Regions from separate parts of the Homo sapiens genome. Here region 2 is linked to region 1. A link is a loop called in an ENCODE intact Hi-C map of the cell type or tissue named here. Cell type or tissue: endothelial cell of umbilical vein. All regions are shown on one strand. Links, peaks and the distances in the headings refer to the core of each region. The heading gives the core; the rest is flanking DNA. Region 1 overlaps MIR100HG (mir-100-let-7a-2-mir-125b-1 cluster host gene). Region 2 overlaps MIR100HG (mir-100-let-7a-2-mir-125b-1 cluster host gene).

Region 1 (8,342 bases), core at 196-8,195:
GCCTGACTGGCAGGGCAGCACTGTCCCTTCTTGTGTATGCCCCCAAGGCACCTGAATCCATCTGTGTACTGGGGAAGTACACCTTGCTGTGTTGCTTGTCCTGTTCTCTTTACAGATTCTTCTTCCCATGAGCCTGAGAACTCCTCAAAGACATTAACTAACTGCCTTAATTGGTTTTATGTTACTTTATTTATTCAATTATTTATTTATCAGTTATTAATAGCCTACTATGTGGTAGGTTCTGAGGATTCAAAGAGAAGTAACATAAGATTCCTGTTCTCAAGGTGGTGAAGGTCATGTGGGAAATGCATGATAAATAGACACTGGCAGTGCAAGACAGTGGGATGAATCCATTACAGATGTCAGCTCTGGATGCTATAGGAGCATATAGGAGAGTCTCCTTCCTGGAGCAAGGATGACGGTTGAGAATGCCAGCAAGAGTTTCCAAGAAGGGAAAGGCACCACCCCTAGCCTGAGTCCTGTTGAATATGATTGAGCCTTGTTGTGTGGGGTCTGAAAGGAGAGAGCATTCTCTGCAGTAAGAACAGCACATGAGGAAGTCAGGGGATGCCCCAAAGAGCAACATAATAAAAGGCTTATGTTTGGGTGTGATAGATAAGACAGAGACACATGAAGTAGTTGGACAATAAGACAGTTTCCAATCAAGTACTAATTTTGCAGTACAATGAACTACGAGTATAGAACGGATCACCATGCACTTATTCTGGAAATCTCTCAGAAAATGTGGGTTCTGACTCACTCCTTGAGAAATGACAGTGCTAAATCTGAGATAAAAAAAAGTCTGGGTTTCAGTCTCACTCTGCCAATTACTAGCCTGGTGATATTTTCTCAATCTTTAATTTCTACATCATGAAATGAAGACACTAAGATTCAACTCTCAGAGTTGTATTGAAGATAAAATAAGACTTGTAAACTGTAAAGCACTACACAAACATTAGTTTGTTCATTAAAACTGTTTACCTGTAAAATAGAGAATTCTTCATTGATAAAGATATTTGGATGATATAAAAAGAAGCATAAGTATACTTACATGCAATGATACAATATTTACATTAAAAATATGTTAATTTTACATATTTATACATATACTTTTTATAAAAATCTTGGTTAATGCTATTGAAAAATGCAAATGTGTTAATGAGTTGACTGTGTCTTTTTACACATTTCTGACTCTTAGGATAGGGCAGAAAAACAGCCCTTCAGGGTAGGCCGTCTGATTCAGCGGTACGTGTGATGTGTTAGGAATTAAGTAGTTCAGGTGTGCTAATTTAGAAGTAAACTCTCTCCTAAGAAAACTGCATTCCTGTAGACAGAAGTTTTACTTGAGGATTTCTGTCTCAAAATAGAACTCTAAGTGGTGCAACTTTCTCTTCACTGTCTCCATTTCCTCCTCTTTAAATGACCATAAGCAATGGCAGCATTTTAAAGTCACACTCATACAAGTGGCCTTTAGAGAAGTTTGATTTCATTAGTCTTATACTCTGGTCAGATGTAGGCAAGGGCAAGGAACATCTAACAGATACAGAACGACCCACTAAAAGAATCTGAACTCTTTTGAGTGCTTTTCAAAGACTATGGGTGAAATACTAAAATGTAATTGACACAGTGTGTTCAGGCATGCAGTGTAAATGATCCTTCACTCCACGTGCTCCATCAGTTCTAGACAGCCCTTGGCCATCTTGTGGGAAGAAACCCCTGCTTTGTCTCCCTCGTTCCCACTGATACCAACACTGAGCTGATCATTATAGAGGAGAGTGACGCCAGTGCTTTTCCATGTGGCTGTGAACGTGGCCCTGAAAAGCATCAAAAGAAACATTAGAGATTTGTCACTCACTCTTGCTTAATGATGAATTCAAGGAAGCTGAAAGTGGAGGCCCATCACTCCCAGCTATGGGCTTGAAGTTATGGCCAGTTGGTAGTCCTCTTTCTCCATCCATTACTGCATCCACCTGGACCTAACTGTTCTAAGAGCTACCTTTCTAAAACTTATGTAAGGAAAGAGAGCATGACTCTTTTCTTGGAATATGAAGTCTATGAGATATCAATACAAATTCTACAAAATAAGGAGGTATTCTAAGGTCAAACAAGTTTAAGAAATCCTGAATATGTCCCCACTGGACATTCAAAATGTACATCAGCATAGTTAAGGCTGTAAAATAAAAATAATACAATAAAGTAAAACATTTGCTTTCCCAGTGATTTGACTTTAGAACTGTTTTATTTAGTAATACTCATTAACACCTTGAATACTTCTTGCTTCTAGTTTATAAGAAGATAATGTTCTTACAGAAGTCTCAGTAAATAGTCCTCTTGAAGGCTGAAGTCCATGCTTTAGACTGAAAAAAAGTTGAACGTAGCTTGGATAAATCTTATAACTGAGGAATACATGCTTACCATCCAAAGGTTCTTTTTAATAGCCAATTATTTATTAAATTGGGGGTTTGCCGGGGAGGTGGGAGGTGAAATAAGCAATCAGCATTCGAGCCCATTCCTTATTCAGAAAAAATTTTTTTCTCTTCTATTACTGGCTAGATCTCATGGAAAATCCCTTGAAAATGCTGAAATGAACTTTTCCTCTCCCTCTCTTCTGGCTGTTTGCCTTTTTTTCATAAAGAATGAGTGTAGATTTGATCTGTAACTATTATAGTTTATATTTGATGGGACCCTATGGAAAACTACTAGCCAAGAGAAAGAGTAATCACTAGTAGTTTTAACTGTAATCACAGAGAAATCCTTCCCTGTCCTTCAACCTTTCCATGGCTCTGTAATTGTGAGCCGTATCTTTCATAGGACGTTTCCCATAGGTGCTAAGATCATATTTTCTCTCCATATAGGTTCTCCAAAGTATCTTTTTTTTTCTACCCACAAAAATAGACAGGGAGTCAGGCAATGGGATCAACTCTATTCATCATACATATCATTTTATACCTCTCCAAGGAAGCTTTTCTTGATCAATTTTCTTCTCTAATCACTGCTTCTCCCAGCATTTCTTCTGAATCTATTTAATGCGTAGGATATTATTTTACCTATGGTGTCACAATACTTTGCAACTGATCTTAGTTTATTCATCTGTGTGTTTTCTCTGTCAACTAGAATTTAAAGTTCATTGGAGGCAGGTACAATATATTTAATTTTTTCATACTATCTTCAAAGTCTTACATGCAGTAAGACTTGTACAGAGTTTTATACATAGTGGGCATTTGCTTATTTGAATTAAAAATAATCTACGTGGAATGAATGTCAGGACATCTACTCATCTCCTAGGTTTTCTATCGATATGACTGGAACGTGAACATTGGAGTCCTCCTGACCTGAGCTCAAATCCTAGGCCAAAAACATCAGTAATCTTTGTGCTCTTAATCAAGCTACTCTTCTTCTCTGAGTTTCCATTTTCTCATATCCACAATGGAGATCTTGTATCTACCTTTTCCTAAAAGACTGTATGAGGAATAGTTAGAAGTTTAAGTTCTGATGTCAGACAGTTCTGATTTGAAAGCCCTCTCTGCTACTTGCTACCTCATATTGAAAAAATTGGTTAACCTCTGATGAGCCTCATTTTCCTCATCTGTGAGTTAGGATCCATAATAGGATTTATGTCATGAACTTGTTTGGATTAAATGAAATAATGCAAGGAAAACTTAGAATGGTACCTGATACCTAGCAAGCATTCAATTAATGTTAACTGCTGCTGTTGAAGAGTACCTAGAATACCTGATGCTGGTGGGCTCAAATAAACCATAGTTCTTTCTCCTACTAATTCCCATCTTTAAATCCATTGCCATGGCAGATGCACTTTGCAAATCTGTTGGCTAAATGCGTAACTTTCATTGCAGGAATGGCATTCTGCCTGTTTTGCCTATCTTAAATGGCACAAAATTCTTCTGAAGGAAAAGACTTTCTCAGGAAGATAATCCATATCTGGATTGAAAAGAGCTTATGTTTTTAAAGTGTGGGTTGGAGACATTTTTTAATTGAACGCAGCCATTTTTTATCATGTTGATTTCCTCAGGATATGAATCAGAGAGAAAGAACTGAAGTCTTGTCTCAGGAAGAAAGAGGGCAGGCAGAGGATTTTTCACTGGTAAGGCAACTTGCACACTTGTCCTTTTCATAGTGAGTCATGATCTATGATACATTTCATAGCAATGTCTATGAGTTTCCAATTCTGGAATTAGACATGCCAGCCAAATAAGGGAGGGAGAAGAGAATAGACTTTTAATCCACCTCATTGCCATTCAGAGTTCTAGAAGCGGAGCTTCAAGAAAAGGAGTATTCTAGCACCCACTTTTAGTCTTATCTTTAAACACATTGAGAAAGAGAATTAGCTAATTACTTTCCAAATGCTTCCAGCAGAGCAATTCCACGGGGTTTTTTTTCCCCCAATAACTAGCTCTAGTGTTCCAGAAAAATCAGTCTCCCTAATCTCTTTCCAAATCTTTTTTTTTTTTTTTCCTCTATGACTTGAGGCTAACTTTTCTTTTTCTTTGTTTTCATACTGGCTGACCTAAGCTCTTCTTAAAATGACGCCATGAATTTTTTAAAGTTATTAGGCCTACCTTCCCTAGTTTTTTTTTTTCTAATGAAGGAAACTTAACTCTCTTTAAAAGCTCTCTTATATCCAATTTTTTTACACTTCAAGTCACTTTGGACTGATGTTCTAAGGATGTTTCCCAGCTATTCTAGTAATGAATAAAAAACACCAATGGTTTGTTACCATTGGTCCTTCACATCCATGGATTTCACATCTGGGGATTCAATTAACTCTGGATCAAAAACATTTGGAAAAAAAAAGGATTGTTGTGTCTGTACTGCACACCTACAGATTATTTTCTTGTAATTCCCTAAACAATAAAATATAACAATTATTCACATAGTATTTACATTTTATTAGATATCATATGTAATCTAGAGATGATTTAAAGTATACAGGAGGATGTGCATAGGTTACATGCAAATACTAGACATTTTATATAAAGGACTTGAGCATCTGCAGATTTTGGTATTGGCAGGGGATCCTGGAACCAATTCTTCATGGATGCCACGTGATGACAGTATATGCACTTGGGTATCCCCAGGACTTGGTGCTACTCAGAGTATATTATAGGTGCTTAAAATGGTGACTGAATAAATATGACCTTATATTTCTATAGCTTTTAATGCTTTATGGAAAACTTCAATTTCCTTAAAAAGTCCTGTCTGCAGTTGTCTTATTTTCACCTTTTCCACCACCCAAAATAACCTTACCTTTGGTTATAAAGTCAGTAAGTTTTACAGTGGAGACCAGAACTTGGTCTCCAGTTCCCAGCCACACAAGTTTATTGCCTTAACCTGAACATTTGCTAAAGTGGTGGTGCTAGTGTTTTGAAAAATGTAGACCTCCCAAACTCAACCTTGTACTCATATAATGAAGAGAATAACAAGAGTGCAGACCAGTTCTACTATGTCTTTGTTTTGGGAATATATCTGAACATCATGTTATTTTTAAATTGTAAAATGTGACTTGTTCATACTTAGCTTTTATTCTTCTCTGAGCTTGAGCTCCAATTCTCACTGCCTTTTCTACAAGCTCATCATTTTTTCACATGGTATCTCTACATTGTGTTATGGTATGAAATATTAATAGCCCACAATAGGGCACTTTTAATCTCTTCAACACCAAGATATAGGACATCTTGGTGCCTTGATTAAATAGTGCGTGGTCAGTGTGAGGACCTTGATTCTCCTCCTGGTGAAATTCTTTCTGTCACAAGATTTCTTCAATGTAAAAATCAACAATCATTACTATTCCTTTCATTACTTCACTGGAGTTCGAAGTCAGCCAAAGAAAGATATTAAATAATCAGGGAGACAGGGTCTCTTGCATTGAACTCCTTAAAGGCAGGGACTATGTCAGAAATTTATGCCGAGCGCCGTGACTCACGCCTGTAATCCCAGCACTTTGAGAAGCCAAGGTGGGTGGATTGCTTGAGGTCAGGAGTTCAAGACCAGCCCAACCAACATGGTGAAACCCTGTTTCTACTAAAAAAAAAAAAAAAAAGCCCAGCATGGTGGTGCATGCCTGTAATCCCAGCTACTTAGGAGGCTGAGGCGGGGGAATCGCTTGAACCTGGGAGGCGGAGTTGCAGTGAGCTGAGATTGCACCACTGCCTTCCAGCCTGGGTGACAGAGCAAGACTCTGTCTCAAAAAAAAAAAAAAAGAAAAAAGAAAAGAAAAGAAACTTATGTAGCCCCATCCCCTAATCCAGGGTCTGGCACAGAGCAGGTACTTAATACATTATTAATTACAATTGAATTGACATCTATAAGAAAATTCAAGAAATCTGAGCCTTGTGACTTTGTCCATAATGATGTGGCCTTAGCTAAGACTCTGAGCTTCTGTTTTGTCATCGGTTAAATGGGATCTCTGTCTACCTTTAATGGGAATGTGAGAGTCCTAGGAAATTTGACCTTAAGGAATATTTGTTTTAGACTTCATAGACTAGATGGAGTTCTAGTTTTTAAGTGAATAATTTACAGACTAACGGGCTTTACATGAATAATCAAAGCAAAGGGGCTCTTGGTGACCTACTTGTGAATTAATATTTTTAATTAGTAAGTCATTTTTGACAAATTCACACAACCCTCGATATCTGTTTGTTTGATTTCCTTTAATTCACTTTCCATTATGGTCAACTTTACTATTGAAATGAAATCATCAACTTGAAGATATGTTGAGAAATGGTGTTACAGTCTGGGTTCATAAATCTTAACAGGAAGAACCTGGAGCCAAGCAGCTCAGAGCATTATGAAATCAGTTAATTCAGGCTTCTGGAATATGTGAGCAGTCTACCACTTTCTCATTAATCTGAGGCAGAATGCCCAGAAAGAGTATTTCGCAAAGGTTAGTGCAAAAGAGAAGTCTGTTGAGTCATTGTTGGGTGTTGGATAACAGAGCAAATTTATTGCATTAATCAGTGGAGGAAGTCTGTATTCTAAGATTGCCTTGCTAAGAAAGTCATTGTAAACTTGTAAATGAACAATTCTGCTTCCTCAATGGCTCTCAAACCTGAATGGGCATCAGAGTCATCTGGAGGACTTGTTAAATCACAGATGGCTGGGTACTACCCTTAAAATTTCTTCTGATTTTGTAAATTCTAATTTGGGGGTGGGGTGGATCCCAAGAACTTGCAATTATCACAAGTTTCTAGGTGGTGCTAATGCCACAGGACGGGGACTATACCTTGAGAACACTGTGCTACTTGATTTTCCTTAAGATTGCCAAGCCTGGTGAAAATAAACATTCCGTGGGACTGCTGCTCTTTTCTGAGACTGATTTAATGAAATAGGACGTAGATAAGCCATCAATAGCACAAGCCACAGGCAGACATCTATGGGTCAGAGTGTCTGTATAGAACTACAATGAACCCTAGATATAGAGAAACAGATTTTTTTTTTAGGTTAAGTTTTAAGCTCAGCTCCTTCATGACTTTGTAGGACATATTATTGTGGTCTGTTCCAAGCTCCTTCTGGAGTCATCTGAAAATATATTGCCAGAATCTTTTAAAAAAAGGGAGAGGAGATATGTTTTCATTTTCTTTCAGGTGGTCATTCCAGGTTGTCATCTCTTTTCCAACAAACAGGCCGTGTATTCAGGTATTCTACCCTCTTGCTTTGTGATTTAATCAGTCAGTAGACAGTAATTCTCTATCAAGTTCTTTTAAGTCAAGTTCTTATTTCATATAGGTACAATGTTATCAATTCTGGTTCTTTTCCTGGAAGCTCATTTTATTCAATTCAGTTCAACACCCATTGTGTGACTTCCTATGCTAAGCACTATTCTAGGGACTTAAAAAAAGACATGACCAAGACAGACACCAATCCCTACCCTTGCAGAATCTACATTCTAGCACAGGGAGACAGACAGTAAACAGTACATCAGCCAATATATTATATTCTTCATAGTAAATGCTATGGAAAAGATGAAAATAAAGCAGAGTGATTAGGTTTAAGACTGGGGTGGGGCACTGGCAGAGGAGGACCATGTGCACAGTTGCAATTTTAAATAGGAGTGTCAATTGAGCAAATATCTGAGGCAGGTGAGACTGTAAGTATATATCCAGGGAAGAGTATCACTGGCAGAGAGAACAGCCTGTGCAAAGGCCCAGTGGCAGGAGACTGCCTGGCGCATTTAATGAACAGCAAAGAAGCCAGCATGGCTGATTCAAAGAGATGGAAGGGAATGCATTATAGGTCAGAGAGATAACAGAGAGGCAAGGGTGAGGCCCCATGAGGCTTTGCAGGTTACTGATAGAAGACTTTGGCATTAATCTGAGTGAAATGGG
Region 2 (8,342 bases), core at 37-8,036, 49 kb after region 1:
GGAATTAATCTCAGGGTTTAAGAAGGAAAAGAGGAGGCCAAGACAGGGTGGACCACTTGAGGTCAGGAGTTCAAGACCAGCCTGGCCATCATGGTGAAATCCCATCTCTACTAAAAAATACAAAAGTTAGCCAGACATGGTGGCATGCACCTGTAGTCCCAGCTACTCGGGAGGCTGAGGCAGGAGAATCGCTTGAACCCAGGAGGCGGAGGTTGCAGCGAGCTGAGATCGTGCCACTGCACTCCAGTCTGGGTGACAGAGCAAGACTCTGTCTCAAAAAAAAAAAAAAAAAAGGAAGGAAAAGAAACTTGTAGTGGGATACACTTTTACATATTTATCAAGAAATTATATCTCTATGGGTGGTACATATGTTATTTTAATTTTTCAGAATCTGTTAATCCAGCTATTTTCCTAGTTCACTGATGAGCTTCAAAACGTAGAAACACTGCTGGCATCTTGACCTTCTTCATCCAGCAAAGAATGTTTTGCTGACCCAATTTAAGGGGACTGGTCATTTAGAATAGTGAGTTTATAAACTTTATTGAAGATGGATCATCTGTGCTCCTTAATTAGCAGGCATAAGATTCTTTCCTAATTGGCTTATTAATAGAGATACTAAAGCTAGCATGTAACAGTGCAAGCAGCCCCCTTCTTATACCAGAAATGTATTTACTTCTAAAGACAGTCTTGTGAGGACAAACAGTAGCCTTCTCTCTAAGTTGACTTTGGCATATTGTCTTCTCTGAGCTTTATGAAGATCTTAGGAAAAAGGAGTAAACCAAGTTTTTCTTAATTCAAGCAATATATATTTCCTAAATATTTAATATAAGTTCCAACTACAAATAGAATAACAACGTAGGCCACTGCTATTCTTTCTAACCAATCCTTCAGGGCAGATGCTGCTGTTAATACATGGAACACACTCTAGGGTAGCAAAGTTTTACATAATCAAATGCTTCTTTACTCCAGAAGTCCAAGTACTTAAGCTGAGGGTAAGAAATCTGAGGATGGCTTCCCATCTTTACATAAATACATCAAGTTTCCCCCTTTAATTGTAGGTCACACAGCCTATATTTTTAATATATTTTAGTTCCCTTCACTAATACAGAACCCTTTGATGCAGCACACAAAAAAGTTACATTTTAGAAATAGGGATATTGTGACATTGAGCAAGGTCCTATAGATCTTCCTAGTACAATGGTCATTCATTCAACAGAAGCATGCTTGACTCGTGCATGTAAAGAGAATTCACCTGGGGACATGAGTACATGAGTGCTGGTACCCAACCTGGTTCTGCCATAGTCAAATCATTTAAACATTATGACCTCCACTCTTCAAATATGTAAACTCGTGGAATGAAACGCAATAGTTTCTGTGGTACCCATAATGAATATTCTGCAATTCTGGGATTGTCACTCAGTAATCTTTGATTTCATGAGTAGACTCTTACTTCTTTTTTTCTTTTTCTTTTTCTTTTTTTCTGAGACGGAGTCTCACTCTGTCGTCCAAGGCTGGAGTGTAGCGACGCGATCTCAGCTCACTGCAAGCTTCGCCTCCCGGGTTCGCGCCATTCTCCTGCCTCAGTCTCCCGAGTAGCTGGGACTACAGGTGCCCGCCACCATGCCCGGCTAATTTTTGGTATTTTTAGTAGAGACGGGGTTTCACCGTGTTAGCCAGGATGGTCTCAATCTCCTGACCTCCTGATCCGCCCGCCTCGGCCTCCCAAAATGCTGGGATTACAGGCATGAGCCACCGCGCCCAGACGACTCTTACTTCTTAGACTACATATCCTCCTTGTCTTATAGCGTGGAAGGGTATTTCCCCAATTCTATCTCTGCACTGTCAAAGGGACATGAGCAGAATAGTAAGGAACATTTTCAGTAATGGTTGCCACATCAAACTACTAACGCTGAAGGCCATATTAAGGCAATGGAAAAAGTAGCCTGAGAAGAAAGTAAATATTAATCCCCTTGTTCGTTCCGTGGTTTGCTGATGGCTAAGGTAATAAAGAAAAGTAAATTAGTTTCTGCCAAGTTAATGTCTATGATCAGACACTGAATATCATTTTACAGTGTAGATTATCTCAGTGGTGAACAGGAGGGACTGTGTCAGATTCACCACCTCCTTCCCTGGTTCCCGTTTGTGCTCTTTCTGAACAAAAATTATGTGCTTCGTGCTCCACCGCCAACTGCAGTATGGAGCACATGAGAGCTTCTGTGGCCCTTCTCAACCCTTTTACATCAGTCACAGAACTCCCACTGTTCTGTGCTAATGCAAAATGCAATAACGTTTAGCATCAGGACATCTCTGAGTCAAGAGGTTAACGGAAAACACATCTCCCATTGTGTTCCTGCAGCTCTGATACTGTTAATGGCGAAAACACCATGGAGACAAATAGATCTCTCTTTATTCAGGAAGCTTTGAGTGAAGAGAAAGTATATATGACATCTTTACAGCATGAGAGCCTCTCTATATGGTGCATTAAGGAGGGTGGAGGAGGGGAGAAATTCACGTAGCGTCATGTTTAATATGGCTTGAGCCTTGTCTAGAAGATGGATTCTGTCTTTTTCATTTTCTTTCTGTTGCTTTAATAAATCGTTCCAGTTCTGGCAGGGGAAAATGAGACTTAACTTCTCAAGATACAAATTCAGGGAAAGAGGACTCTTTGAATAAGCACAGTAGAGACTTTATGGGGTATTTCCTAAAATGTGATCCAAATAAATGTTTGATAACATAGCCACCTCTTTCTGACTTATCCTACTTTGTGCATCTTGCCTTTCTCTTCTGAGTGCTTCAGGTAGAAGGAATGTGGATCAATATATTTGTGAAAAGGAACCAAGGCAAAACAAATCAATACATTATGATTACACTGAGATTTTTACTTGAAAATTACCTGAAAGTAGACTGTGTGCTGTGTGTGGCCATCTAAAGATCACAGGCAAACACATTTTTGTGATCTTATTATCTGTTCACTTGCGAGGCTATCTCAGGGGAATCTTAGTCAAGATCACTTCTTGTTCCTATAAGACTTTAAAAAGAAATTTGTTTTATAGTTTATAAACTGTGATCAGAAGCTAAAATTAAGATGTCCCATTTCTTCAAGTGCTAAAGACTTTTCTCGCTGTGATTAAAAAAAAAAATTCTGGGTCAGGAATCCATTTTCAGGGTTATCTGCACAGTTCGGATCCCACAAATAATTATCACTTTTTATATTATATATAGTCTTTGAAACATTTGAGGGATATACATTATTTATTACTGCTAAGTCCTGCTGTCATATGACTGTGAGGGCTTTGATGAGGGGAGTGGGGAAAGAGGAGTGGGACACACATTCAGCTTTTACATTGAATCAAAAACTTTTAGACATGTTTCCAAACCAGGCTGATCACTGCAATTCTAGTGCTCTAATTGTTGATTGAATTGTACCAAGGGCAGCCAAATTTCATGTATCAAAGTTCATCAAGTCCAGGAAAGAAAGACAGCAATTCCAGAATGACTCAGTGATGAATTCTGTTTGATGAATAAGGCCTCAAGTGTTCTGTGGTTGCCATTTTTATATTTGAATAAAATGTATAGGATTCAAGTCATAACTTGAATTCCAAATTGGGATGCATGATGCTCCATGGTGAGCCTGCAGTGTTAGAGCAACATACTGCTCCTGCTCAGCTGCCAATAAGCAACTTCAAAGCATAAATGGAACATTCGTGGTGTGTGTTCTAAATCCTCGAGGGGCTTGAGAGTCTTTTAATCTATTTGTAGCTTTTTATTATTGAGTAACGAAGTGCTACTGATATACTGGAACCAATCTGCAAAACACATATTGAATGAAGCATAATTAAAGGATAGTATATCCCCCAAAGACTGAAGAGAAAGGTGCAAAATGAATTTATGGAAAGTAAACTTTTTATTATTTGCCATGACCAAGAAGCAGAGTTTTCTGGTTAATCAATATAGTTTTTAATAGAATTGCCATGTATGAGATATACAAATGACCAGTTTTTAAAATAAAGAATATATTCTGCTTAAAACTAAAACTTTTGGCTGGGCACGGTGGCTCACGCCTGTAACCCCAGCACTTTGGGAGGCTGAGGTGGGTGGATCACCTGAGGTCAGGAGTTTGAGACCAGCCTGGCCAACATGGTGAAACCCCGTCTCTACTAAAAATACAAAAATTAGCCAGGCGTGGTGGCGGGCACCTGTAATCCCAGCTACTGAAACTTCGGAGGCTGAGGCAGGAGAATCACTTGAACCTGGGAGGCGGAGGTTGCAGTGAGCCGAGATCATGCCATTGCACTCCAGCCTGGGTGACAAGAGCAAAACTCCATCTCAAAAACAAAAACAAAACAACAACAACAAAAAACTGTTTTAAATACAATTTAACATCTCCTAAGATTTATAAGTTATTCTGAATCCTGTATGCTTCAAGGTCAGTGTTATAAAACCAAATTTATCTTGTATAATTAGTTGACACATAAAAGTACAAATTATAGACCTCACTTGGCAGAATATTGGTTAAACTAGAGTTCACCATTTATGTTCTGTGGCTTAAGTTGGAAGCTTATGTTAACATTGACTGATCTTATCTAATGGGAAAGTGCCAAAATGTTCTGTTGCAAATAAAGCATTACTCTTAACCGATCTATCCAAATGTTTACTTCTGGATATAGCATATATTTATCCTGTAAGCTTGGGTGGCTCTAAATTCATCCAGCTCTGTTGGCCATTGCCTGCCTTGCCAGATCTTTTCTCTACCGTTTTCTATCTAGCTCTACGCTCTCAGAGGCGCACCTTCATGCATTGCCTCAACAGTCTCTTTTGCCCACCGGCTTCTGAGTGTGTTTGGCCCAAGTAAGTCAACAGGGAGAGATTAGAGAGAAAGTGAAGAGAGAGGTTAGGGTACTGAAGACAGAGGTTAGGGTACTAAATGCCCCTGACTCACTTCCTGTAGGCTACAGAGAGGACCTAGCTTTATTCCTTCCTGAGAGAGGCCATCTCTTGCAGTTTCAGCTCTCTCTCTGGCCTCTGATAACTACTCCCTCTTCTTGCTCTTTCAGGCCTTTGGGTGTAAGGACTTCCTGCTATTGTTAGTCCTGGGACACTTCACCATCTCTTCTTGGTCCCTCTTAACTCTGTCCAATCTTTACAAATTATCCTTTCATTAAACTTTCCTCAGTTTCCCCATGTACATGTGTGATTTTCTTGTCTAGACTCTGATTCACCATCTGAGGTCAATGTAAATGAGATAGCAGAAGTTAGTCACTCACTTTTCATCATGTGTGGGAGATGAGGGTCGGAGGAGTAGATATTTATCTTCCCTCTCATACTGTAAGCTCTGGAAGGGCAGAGACCATATCTAATACTGCCTTTATGATTTCTTGCAAAACCTGGCAAAGGGCTTAGCTCACAGTGCATGCTCAGTGCACATGGAGAGTCTCACTGAGTTCTGAAATCCTCAAATTTGTTATAGGCTTAAATAAATATAAGCTCTTGACTTAGGATGTAGACTTTAAGAAGTCAAGGGCCACACTATTTTTTTTAACAGCATTTCTAATGGAATATAATCTCTCATGATACAACTATCATACCGACTCTGGAAATTCTAACTGAATAAAAATAGAAAATTTCCTTCCTGGGTTAGGTTGATTTGTGTTTAGCTGATAAGAAATAATTCTGCTTTAAATGTTTAGATCCAGTTTTTCTAACTTTTAATTTAACGTTACCAGCTCATCCCCTACTATTCGTTAGTTTTTCCTATTTCTGTACGTGTGTGTGACTTTCACCTCTTCAGGAATATTGACAATTTTCTGAATATAATCTCAGTAGGGAAAACACGTAGGGTGATCAAAGCAGGATTTAAGAACTAGGGAATAAATGACACAGTGACCAGAATAGGTGTCTTTACTATTTATTTATTTATTTTGCGACGGAGTGTTCCTCTTGTAGCCCAGGCTGGAGTGCAATGGTGCAATCTCAGCTCACTGCAACCTCCACCTCCCGGGTTCAAGCAATTCTCCCGCCTCAGTCTCCCAAGTAGCTGGGATTACAGGCACCTGCCACCACGCCCAGCTAATTTTTGTATTTTTAGTAGAGATGGGTTTTTGCCGTGTTGGCCCAGCTGGTCTCGAACTCCTGACCTCAGGTGATCTGCTTGCCTTGGCCTCCCACAGTGCTGGGATTACAGGCGTGAGCCACCGTACCCGGCCTTTAGGATGTAGACTTTAAGAAGTCAAGGGCCACATTATGTTTTTTTAACAGCATTTCTAATGGAATATAATCTCTCATGATACAACTATCATACTGACTCTGGAAATTCTTAAGCAAATTCTTATTTCTTAAGGTTCATATTGCCGAGTCACTTTGACTTTTACCCTAATGCCAAACTTCTGTATACTTCAAGTTTCAATAATATTTCATATTTTATGTAATATAGAAAATAAAGATGGAAAATACTTTGGTTTGTAAAGCAGTAAATTGTAAATGTATCATTCATTTTCTACTCTGTACAGATTCCTGTTTTAATATCTAATTTCTCTGAAATTAGTGAAAGTAGGTTAAGAAAACCAGTGAGGTACAACTTGCCTTTTGACTTTCTTAACTGAAAGGAAACTGCCTGGCTAGTTCAAAGAGCAGATTCTTCACTGTTCACATTTTGCAAACAAGAGCATTTCTTTAACAAATGGAGGAGGGTGGACCATTGTCAATTCAGATAAGTTAAACTTTGCATCTCCCTGATAAGCTGAACTGTTTCATGATCATTTTACTAGTCCACTTGGGAAGTGACTGAAGCACTATTAGATAAGTTAAAATGAAAAAAAAAAAAGTATGGAAAATATTTTTACCAACTGTTTCTTCTTGGCTTCTTGGCAAAGATCAACAGTTATGTTCCCTATCTAGGGATTATCTCTTGTGGGCCAGACCGGATGATCTAATAGGTCTTTATAATCTCTAAATACTGTGACTTTTATCCCCAAGTGAACTACATAGTTTATTTACATAGAAACACACTCGCAGGCTTAAGGAAATGCAATCTGACTAATGCTAAAGAAAGTGAGCCAGGATGACTCAAATGACTTTTTTTTTTCTAAATAGGTTAAGTAAATTAAAATCATAGACATTCTCTCTCATTCCCCTCCAGCATATCAGTATGTAGATTTTAGATGTCAGAATTCTCCAGTAGTGAATTAGTTTTCCTGCCATCAGCGAATTACAAACGGCTTGTCCCTAAACCTTTGTCATACTTCAAGAAAGCTCTTAGACAGAGATTTGTTTTAATTTTTATTTTAATTCCACATTCTATCCCAGATACATGGAAAATTAAAAATGTTGGGAATGATAGAAAAATAAAAATTGCTAGAAAAATGCCAGCATGATAAGTAAAGCATAATCACCGTGCATTTCTACTTTATTAAGAATGTACTTTTGGTGTTGTTTGTTTGTTTTGAGACAGACTCTTGTTCTTTTGCCCAGTGCAGTGGCACGATCTTGGCTCACTGCAACCTCCGCCCCCAGGTTCAAGCAATTCTGTTGCCTCAGCTTCCTGAGTAGCTGGGACTACAGGCGCCCACCACCACGCCTAGTTAATTTTTTATATTTTTAGTAGAAATGGAGTTCCACCATTTTGGCCAGGCTGGTCTCGAACTCTTGACCTCAAGTGATCCGTCTGCCTTGGCCTCCCAAAGTGCTGGGATTACAGGCATGAGCCACTGTGCCCAGCCTAAGAACGTATTTTTGTGCCATGGGCTACATTTATCTAGACAAATGAAGCATTGGGAGGAATGTCAATATTTTAATAAAAAATTGCTTCCCCAGGACTGTTAGCAAAGACAACTCTTTTAAAAAATTTCGATAGTTTTGGGGGAACAGGTGGTTTTTGGTTACAAGGATAAGTTCTTTAGTGGTGATTTCTGAGATCCTGGTGCACCTGTCACCTGAGCAGTGTACACTGTACCCAATGTGTAGTCTATTATCTTTCACCCCCACTCCCACCCTCAAAGACAAGTTTTTTAAGAACTCTTTTTTACCCTCTATGTTGTACAAGCATTTTAGGTTTTCCCCATCAGGTAATACTTCAAATGGCCTATCTGGGACCAAAAATCAAAGCTGTTTTTATTGTGGCCATTGATTTAAATTTTTCTGTAATTGAATCTCCTTCATACCTGGCTTTGGGCCTCTTACAAGTAAATATAGGGACAGTCAAAAAGTCTTGCTTCCAGAGGGCTTAGGGCTTCTCAGCTGATTACTTGCCCAACACTTGCATACAGTGGTTAAAAGAATGTAGCTAAATTATACCTATTAAGAAGGTATAGATAATCCATATTGTCTGTAGATTGTGTTTCTAAGGT

The links. Peaks named below come from ENCODE experiments on the same cell type or tissue, not always from the same donor. Only the 100,000 strongest peaks of a DNase experiment are listed, where the experiment ranks them.
Region 2: a loop joins it to region 1, with 4 times the contacts of the local background. A loop is called at or near these places in 9 of 110 quality-filtered maps.

What each region holds. Positions count from the first base shown.
Region 1 is chr11:122,185,214-122,193,555 of GRCh38, reverse strand. All of the region lies in intron 2 of MIR100HG (mir-100-let-7a-2-mir-125b-1 cluster host gene), which reads left to right. Among named protein-coding and RNA genes, the nearest start is that of MIR100, 37 kb to the right of the region's middle. In endothelial cell of umbilical vein, for the core only: no CTCF peak of the experiment used is centred there; DNase peaks (open chromatin) are centred at 4,115 and 6,905; H3K27ac peaks cover 5,479 bases.
Region 2 is chr11:122,135,926-122,144,267 of GRCh38, reverse strand. The region is part of intron 4 of MIR100HG (mir-100-let-7a-2-mir-125b-1 cluster host gene); the gene reads left to right. Among named protein-coding and RNA genes, the nearest start is that of MIRLET7A2, 6.5 kb to the left of the region's middle. In endothelial cell of umbilical vein, for the core only: no CTCF peak of the experiment used is centred there; DNase peaks (open chromatin) are centred at 3,477, 4,807 and 7,007; H3K27ac peaks cover 3,588 bases.